2 separate regions of the Homo sapiens genome follow, and region 1 is linked to region 2. A link is a loop called in an ENCODE intact Hi-C map of the cell type or tissue named here. Cell type or tissue: PC-9. All regions are shown on one strand. Each heading gives the region's core, and the rest is flanking DNA. Links, peaks and the distances in the headings are about the cores only.

Region 1 (4,046 bases), core at 646-3,145, 570 kb after region 2:
CTACTCAGGAGGTTGAGGCAGGAGAATTGCTTGAACCGGGGAGGCAGAGGTTGCAGTGAGCAGAGATCGCACCACTGCACTCCAGCCTGGGCAACAGAGTGAGAATCCGTCTCCAAATAAAAAAGAATATGTAACAAACAAAATTATGAAAGCAAACAAAATTATGAAACTTAAATTAATCTGCAGAGCCTGGGAATAAATAAATAAAAAAGGAATAAAATGGAAAGCAACATTTTTTTATTTTCTAAGAATTGTTTTTCAATATTTCACTTAATTCACTGTAAACCATGTCTCTATTAAATGCAATTAACGTTTTTCAAAAGTAAGCAGTATGAAGTCACATAAAAAGCTAATAAAATCAACATCCAATCATAAGAGACCCTCACTGAAATCTTATTCAAAATTGAGGAAGTCTATAGTCACGTTTTTATTTCATCCTTAATTTCCCACGCTTTTCAAAGAGCCATATTATAACTCTTTCTCAAATATTTGGGAGGAAGTATTTTGATTGTGAAAATAGATGCTCCGAGAGTACCTAAGCCAAATAAATATTTACATTCTGCCTTTTTAGTTGAACAATTGACTTTGTTCTTTAGCATTTAGGTCAAAATACTTAAAAGTTTTAAAACATCAATAACAAGAGGATATGATTTTTCACCAGATAGTCTAAACTTACAGGTTTTAGCAAAACCTTCACAAGAAGGAATTGAGTAATTTAGAAATGTTAATGTACACACACCGTAAAAATAAAAAAAGGGGGTTGGGGTGTTGGCCACTTATTCTTTTTAACTAAAAAAAAGTCTCTCTTCCTCTTCCCTGTGTTTATGTAGTTAAGCCTTGGTGAGCATTTACAACCACTTACATCATTATAATGATAACCTCAATCTGCTGACTTTATGTAGGATTTATATCAAAAGAGTCTTGGAGCTTAGTATGCCTTATTTCATTTTCAGAGCATCCTTGTACATCACCATGTGACCAGTATCTTATCTGTATCATACAAAATTAAAACCAGATGTACTAGGAGACAAAGCAGCTTTCTCAAAGGAGATAAAGTCACATAATTATCAACTTAATGAAACTTGGCTTCAAACTCATGTCTTCTCTTAATACAGCCAAGTTTTTCCCCACTAGATTATTCTTCCTTTATATAAATTTAAGAAGTCATGGTGGCAGCTGAGCAGAAAGAACTGACTACCTGGAAAAACTCCAAGATTTTTTTGAGCTTGGGTTAACCTGACCCAGCAGAAGCTCTGAGACTTGGAAGAGAGGGAAGCAAGGCTATAAGAACTATTCATGTTTTTTGACACTGAGGAACACGTAAATTACTGATAACAGGTCAGCAAAATGAAAGTGTAAAAAAAGTGAGAAACATCAGTGTTTCATAATCAACTTTCATCATGGGCTTCACTGGAAACTCTTCTTCCAACTCTGAGCTGCATATCAAGCCTTGGAGCAAACACTCCTTCCATCTGAACTCTCCCTTGAGTTGTAGGAACTGCTCCTGTGGGTGCTAGAAAACAAGATTCTCCTGAAGCTGACTTAGAGCAGGTGGCTTTGTGTGAGGAAGACTGCAGAGGTGTGTCAGGTGTGTCCAGTTGCACTGAATTGTTCACATTTTTGACACTGGAATTTTGCACATTCTTTGGAAATAAGCCGTTCATTTGGATTCCCACAGTCACCTCTCCCAAGCCTGACTTGAGCTGCCAAGACTGAGTCACCTTCTCTACTCAGTGGGTCATATTACTGGTGGCAGGTTCCACCTGTTTTAGTATTTGCTTGAAAACAAAAGTGATCTTTGAGAGTTGAGTGACAGGGGCTGCTGAGCAGGCTTCCAAACCAATTGTGGGAGAGATCAAGATAACCAGTCACCTACAAGAGGAATTATGAAGACAACTAAGCCAAAAGAGAGTGTTCCAATAGATACCTTTGTCCCAATATCTTTCTTGGGATTAACCAGTGTTGGGCAAGGTTATCAGTTTAAACAGAAGTAGGAGAGGAAGTAAGCTTAAATTGCAGCAGAAAGAATGCTGGTCTGATAGACTGGAGAACTTCAGAACATGTTGGAGGAAAAAGAGTAGATCTCTACATAGATCTCTAAAGTAGACACCTGGAAATATATCCATCACGAGCCTGTCCAATACTAAAATTATCTGGGAGGAAACAGGCTTCAGCCAAACGAAGCACCTTTGAGAGAAAATCCAACCCTTAAGTTCTCTCATCCCTGCCCTCTACGACACCCCACTAACACTTGTTTTGCAAATAAATTGCTATATTCCTGAATATAATGCCAGAAACCAATTTCTTCCAGCACAGCTTTTCACCCTACTTAGCTTCTCAAAAGCATCACCCCTTTCCTACCATCTCCCATCAGTGGATGAAGTGATAGTCCCACTTAATAACTATTTAAGCAGTGGGCAAAGTTCTGTTATGCTCTATCTTAACCTTGCAAATCCAAGAAAGGGTTGTCAGCTCTTATAGAAACAGGAAACCATGTCAGCGTGTGGTAGAGAGAGCAAGTAGTTAAAGAGAAGCTCAAAGCCAGGCAGGATGGTGTTCACCTGTAGTCCCCAGCTACTTGGAGGCAGTGGAGGGAAGATGGCTTGAGCCCAGGAGTTCCAAGTTGTAGTGCACTATCATCATGCCACTGCATCTGCACTCCAGCCTGGGTGACAGAATGAAACTCTGTGTCTAAAAGAAAAAAAAGAAGAAGAAGCTCAAAGGACCTGGGCCTTCATTTCATCCTTGCCACTTGCCATTTGTGTGGCCTTGTGTTAGTGACTCGACAGCTCTCTACCTGCTTTCTCCCTCATAAAAACCTACTAATGTCGGAATGTGGCACTTGGCAGATTGTCTCTCTTCCTCCTGCACCTGGAAGGCATCAATAATCAACATTTCCACGGGTCACTCGTGTTAAAGGTTTCATGTCATTCCCTAAGGACATTTTTATTTCTGGAATATGTATATTCTGATCATTATGAGCCCAGGAAAAATCCAAGAGATGGTCAAGGCCATCAAGTTCAACACTCAATTTGCTTAAAGTCAACCCTTTATAAGTCAGCCAACATAGTGTTAATAATATTCATATATATGTGTGTGTGTGTTTATGTTATTAACATTATGTTGGCTGACTTATAGAGGATTAACTTTAAATAAATGTATCTATGTATATCTGTATATGTATAAACATGTATATATGTATATACACACAGACACATACATAGCCATATATATATATATATCTGAAATCTAGCCTCTCACAAAATAATTCACTTTAAGAAACAAGAGTAATTTTGTGATTGAAAATTATTTCAATGTAGGAATCATCAGCGAAATCAGTTAAAATGTAGACTTGGGGTAATTGTGTAGCATATCAGTCTAAGTCTGAATAATCTGTTATTTTCTTGATACTTTTCTTCAACTGCAATAAGCACTGATATTTACATGATATTAAAATACCTGTCTTTAAACCAGAACATTAAATGCTATCCCAATTCAGCATTTCTCTAGTTGAGGAAGAGGAAGCTGAAGGAAGAGGAGGCTGAGTTTTCATTAGATAATATTTGTGGTCTTTTTTATGATTATTGTGCTTAATCATATTATTGCTACATTATTACTAAATTTTTGTCTTCTATAAAACTTTAAGATCATGAAATAGCCAGGAAGGATGCAGGGATTGCTCTATCTTCATCAGCAAATGGGAGGAATGGCACAGGAAAATCAAAGAGTTTATCATAAATCACAAATATAGGTTTCTAAGATAAAAAGAGAGAGCAGAATTCCTGATCCCAAGCATGAAATCGGCCTCTTTTCTGTAACACATGTTTGAAGCGATCTAGTGGCCTTTTCTCCATGCCTCACAAGAATCAGGCACTGGAGAAATTACGTTGTTCTTCAGCCCCCTTATGTTTCACAGGTAACACTCTGAAGCCCACAGAATGTATGTGACTTGCCCAAGATCATGTGTTAGTAAGAGAGAATGAACTAGGACCTAGGCCTCCTTCCTACCTCCTCAACATGGCCCTTTCCCAGACACCACACTGCTC
Region 2 (4,046 bases), core at 828-3,327:
GAATCACGATTGGTTTAAACCCATCCATAAATACTCGACAGAGGGAAAGATCTCAGCAGCCACCTGAACGAACTTAAGGTTCCATTGGCTTGGGGAGGGAGGGGTGGATATAGGAAGAACAACAAAGGAGATCTATCACAATGCCCTTGAATTATGAATCCAGGAATCTAGAAACAAAGTAACAAGCTTTCCCATTTCTTGGTTTAGCTATGTAAAAGTAGTTCTATGTGTGTGTGTGTGTGTGTGTGTGTGTGTGTGTGTGTGTGTATCAGTGGTTGTTAAGCATTGTATTTAATTAGCATGCAGCTCAAAAAGTAGTTTGGCAAAATTTATATATTATATGATCACAGCATTAAAATTTATTCTTGAAGTCTCAGTCTTTACACTTTAATCTTTACGTGGCACAGTGGTCTGTTTACAACTTTTAAAAAAGATTGAGAGGGCCTTAAAGTAACATCACTGATCTAGCACGTTGGCCTAATAGATTGTTGGGAGAAGATAATGATATAAGATAAGGTATGTTATAATATAAAAATTTCTGAATAAAGAGCCTAATGCTAGCCATTTTAAGGAAAGCAGAAGGAGTAAATATACTCTTCTGCAGTGGTGATGGCATCATTTAAAAACTCTCACAAGTTATTTACCTACCTTGACATTGCAGGATCATGTTATCCAAGTGATTTGTAGTCTTGCCTCTGGAATAATGGCAGATCAACCAGTATAAAACCCTGGGTAATATACTAGTCTGAGTTAACTGTTTATACTTCGCTTTCCTGTTGATTTACCTATGGCAAATAAGACAATGCATGTCAGTTCTGCTCTTGGCTAGACTTTGTAGAGTAGTAGGTACAATGCATGTTTTCCTGACATGGTTATAAAGTATTTTTTGTCACATTTATAAGCACGGCTTCAAAATTGGACACACTTAGGTTTTATCCAGAAGCTGCCCTTTACTGTCAATGTGGCTTAAAATAAGTTATTCAATGACTCAGCCTGGTTTCTTCCTTTATAAAATGAAACTTTATCAGGTTGTGTGAGGACTAAGTAAGAAAAGTATGTAAAGTATTTAAATCACGTGGCACATACTAAGAACTCAATTAAATGGAGGTGGTTTTTGTTTCTGTTTTCCTGTGTTTGCTTTAAAGAAAATTTTTCTGAAATGATTGCATTAGTGATAACTGCTCCTTTAATAATAATAAATAAAATAGATGTTTAAAAATAATAACAGAATAATAACTGTTATTTCCAAGGGCAAACAAACAATAACTAATTCTTACACTTCTTTTCAATACTATCTGTATATGTTTGGAGAATATGATTTTACTTTTTTGTCCTTCTGTCTTCAACAGCAAAACCATTCAGTCCCTCATTACTTGCCTATGAAAAATGATGTAACGATTAAAGGAATCTCTTGTTTGACTTTGAGATGATTATAAAACAAGGCATTTGAAGGCAATTCTATAACTAAAAGATAAAATCATTATCATTATCTCTCAATCTTTAATATTGGAATAAAGCAATATATAAGATCATGCGATTATGGTTATAATACTACAAAGAATCAACTAAAATGGTGGATATGCTGCCACTCACACTATGCATGATAGGTTTGATCCTTTATAAATACAAAACCACTTTTAGTTTTAAATCCAAGCAACCAGAAAGCTCAAACATACATTTTTGTATACTACACAATGAGAATTAGTATTCAAAGCCTAGACCTATAAGATCCTAAAGTACCATCTGAATAACAAGAGTAAAATTAAATCTAATTTAAATTTAGGGTCAAATGCATTTTATTGTATTCTGGTTCTTGGTATATGGTTAATGCACATATGGTTTGTGCATCATGATACAGCGAGCTAACAAATATATTTAATTGTTCTTGTAATAGCTTCATTTCTTAATTATATTGGCTAAGTAAGAACTTACAAACGATCCTCTACACATCATCAGATGACTCAACATTTGGCCATTGGCTTTATACAACTGTGTCATCCCTGCATTGTATCAAAGAAGGAATCTCACTGGACTTTCCATATGTCACTTAAAGCCTCTTCTACCTCAACAAAGAATGGAAAATATCACAACATCAGCCACTAGATGGCACACTAATAGCAGTGATATTCTAGCATCAGGCTGACAACATTTTTGACATCTATGGAAAGCTAGAACAATAGATTATATGGGTATACATTCTATTACTGAGTGAATATCAGCATAAAAAACTTTACTGTAAATGTGTATTTCTATATAGCAAGTTTTTTTTCCATTGACTTCCGTTATAAAATCAAAGGTGTGTTTCTCTGGGTAATGAAAGATGATGTGGGAGTTGAAGAAAGTTATCACATAGGGAAAGCAACAAGTCTCTTCTATTAACATATTTAAAGGAAAATTCTATTTCAACATTTTAATAAAGGTCTTGAAATGTCAAGAGTTGAATGTTGTGTAGTTAAGATTAATTTCATGTTTTGCACAACATCATGCAAGTCTAGAGAAATAAATGACATTTTAACTGCCCCAAATACCTGGGCTGAAAAATCACCCAGAGGTAATTCCCTTGAGTTTCTCTGAAATGAATCCTAACCCTCACAGAATGCTGATGGGTTTTAGAAATAAATAGTCTGGGCCAAAAGAAAGGAGGAGAACCAGACACAGCAGAGACAGCAATTAAAGGAGAACAGCAAAGGAACAAACACAGCAGCAGATTCTGCAAGCCCATAGAAGCAATTGAAGGAAGGAGAAAGCACATTGATTGAAAAGGGTACTTGGAAGGGGTAAGAGAATGCTGTGAAAAGAGTTCTTAGTGATGCAATGATTCGTTTTTAAAGTTATGAATTTCCACATAAGGAAGATATGCCTGAATAAAAACCAGATTCATTTCGTAATGAAACAAAAATTACTTTGTGGCTACAGTGTCTGTTTTAAACATCATTATTTATCAAATAACTCTTCTTCAAGGTCGGATTCACAGCTGTCTCTCAAATAGAAAACATTCATAATGATAGAGTCATGAGTCTCCTGTTATCTGGCTGTCTTTCCTTACCTAACCGTTCTCATCTGCCACGAAGCTCCAATTCATATTCTAGCCAGGCAAGCCTGCCCACTGCTCTCTGTCTTTGCTTCATCTCCTATACCCTTGTGCTTTGCTGTGGTAAAGATAGCTAATGTCCTTTCCATAGTGTAGCGTTGTTGCTGAGAAGCTCTGCCCAGCCAGGGCCCTCATTTTCCAGTCCTACCCTCCCTTGCATCCAGGTGGGACTAGTTCTTGCCGGTGGAATATGAGCTGAGATGATGTGTACCATGTCTTGGCCAAGTGGTTAAGAAGTGGTGGCACATACCCTGTGCTTTCTCTTTTCCCATCTGCCCACTGGATGTTGACACACAGGATGATCATGGAAGCCACATGTGGAAGGTGATGGAGACTTCCAGCCTACGGCTCTGCGTGAAGCTATGAAGCAGTCTTCCTTCATCCACACAGCCGACCTTCCACTCCTGCCACCAAGCAGGAACATCTGTTTTGGATTTTATGTGAGTGAGAAATAAGCTTCTATTGTGCTACATTATTATTATTATTATTATTATTATTATTATTATTATTATTATTATTTTACTGTAAATAGCCTTACTTTAATTTATTTGCAAAAGCTATTTTCCTACTTGGAATGCCTTTTTAATTATAGGAGAGACACAGACATTTCATTGAGTGCTATTATGAGGTAGGGACATCATAATGGTAACATCTTCACAGTGATTTATACATGGTATCGTTGTCTTATCCTTCCAATCCCAAGAGCTAGTTATTATTATCTTAGTGGTACAGCCTTGATGTATTCTAGTGGGTAATTCTGTTTTAAGTGTAGTTAGTTTCTGAATTTGAACATTTTACATTAGAAGGTCCAGCTGAAGACTTAATTCACTATCAGGAATGGGGTTGAGTATGCCAAAAATTGATAGGGAAAATATGGGAGATAGCCATATGGCAGTCTAAAATATTTAAGTCTGATAGTAGCATAGACACAGGCTTTGGGTTACATAAGGAGATC

What was found. A loop is a pair of places that touch in the nucleus more often than their neighbours do. Peaks named below come from ENCODE experiments on the same cell type or tissue, not always from the same donor. Only the 100,000 strongest peaks of a DNase experiment are listed, where the experiment ranks them.
Region 1: it touches region 2 in a loop (20-fold over the local background); 2 of 110 quality-filtered maps call a loop at or near these places.

The regions. Positions count from the first base shown.
Region 1 is chr12:46,453,657-46,457,702 of GRCh38, reverse strand. All of the region lies in intron 2 of SLC38A4-AS1 (SLC38A4 antisense RNA 1), which reads right to left. All of the region lies in intron 1 of LOC124902923 (a long non-coding RNA gene), which reads left to right. Among named protein-coding and RNA genes, the nearest start is that of SLC38A4-AS1, 72 kb to the right of the region's middle. In PC-9, for the core only: no CTCF peak of the experiment used is centred there; a DNase peak (open chromatin) is centred at 1,712; H3K4me3 peaks cover 1,728 bases; H3K27ac peaks cover 2,500 bases.
Region 2 is chr12:47,019,471-47,023,516 of GRCh38, reverse strand. No RefSeq gene overlaps it. Among named protein-coding and RNA genes, the nearest start is that of PCED1B, 58 kb to the left of the region's middle. In PC-9, for the core only: CTCF peaks have their summits at 1,904 and 2,104 (motif pointing right); DNase peaks (open chromatin) are centred at 1,056 and 2,056; H3K27ac peaks cover 313 bases.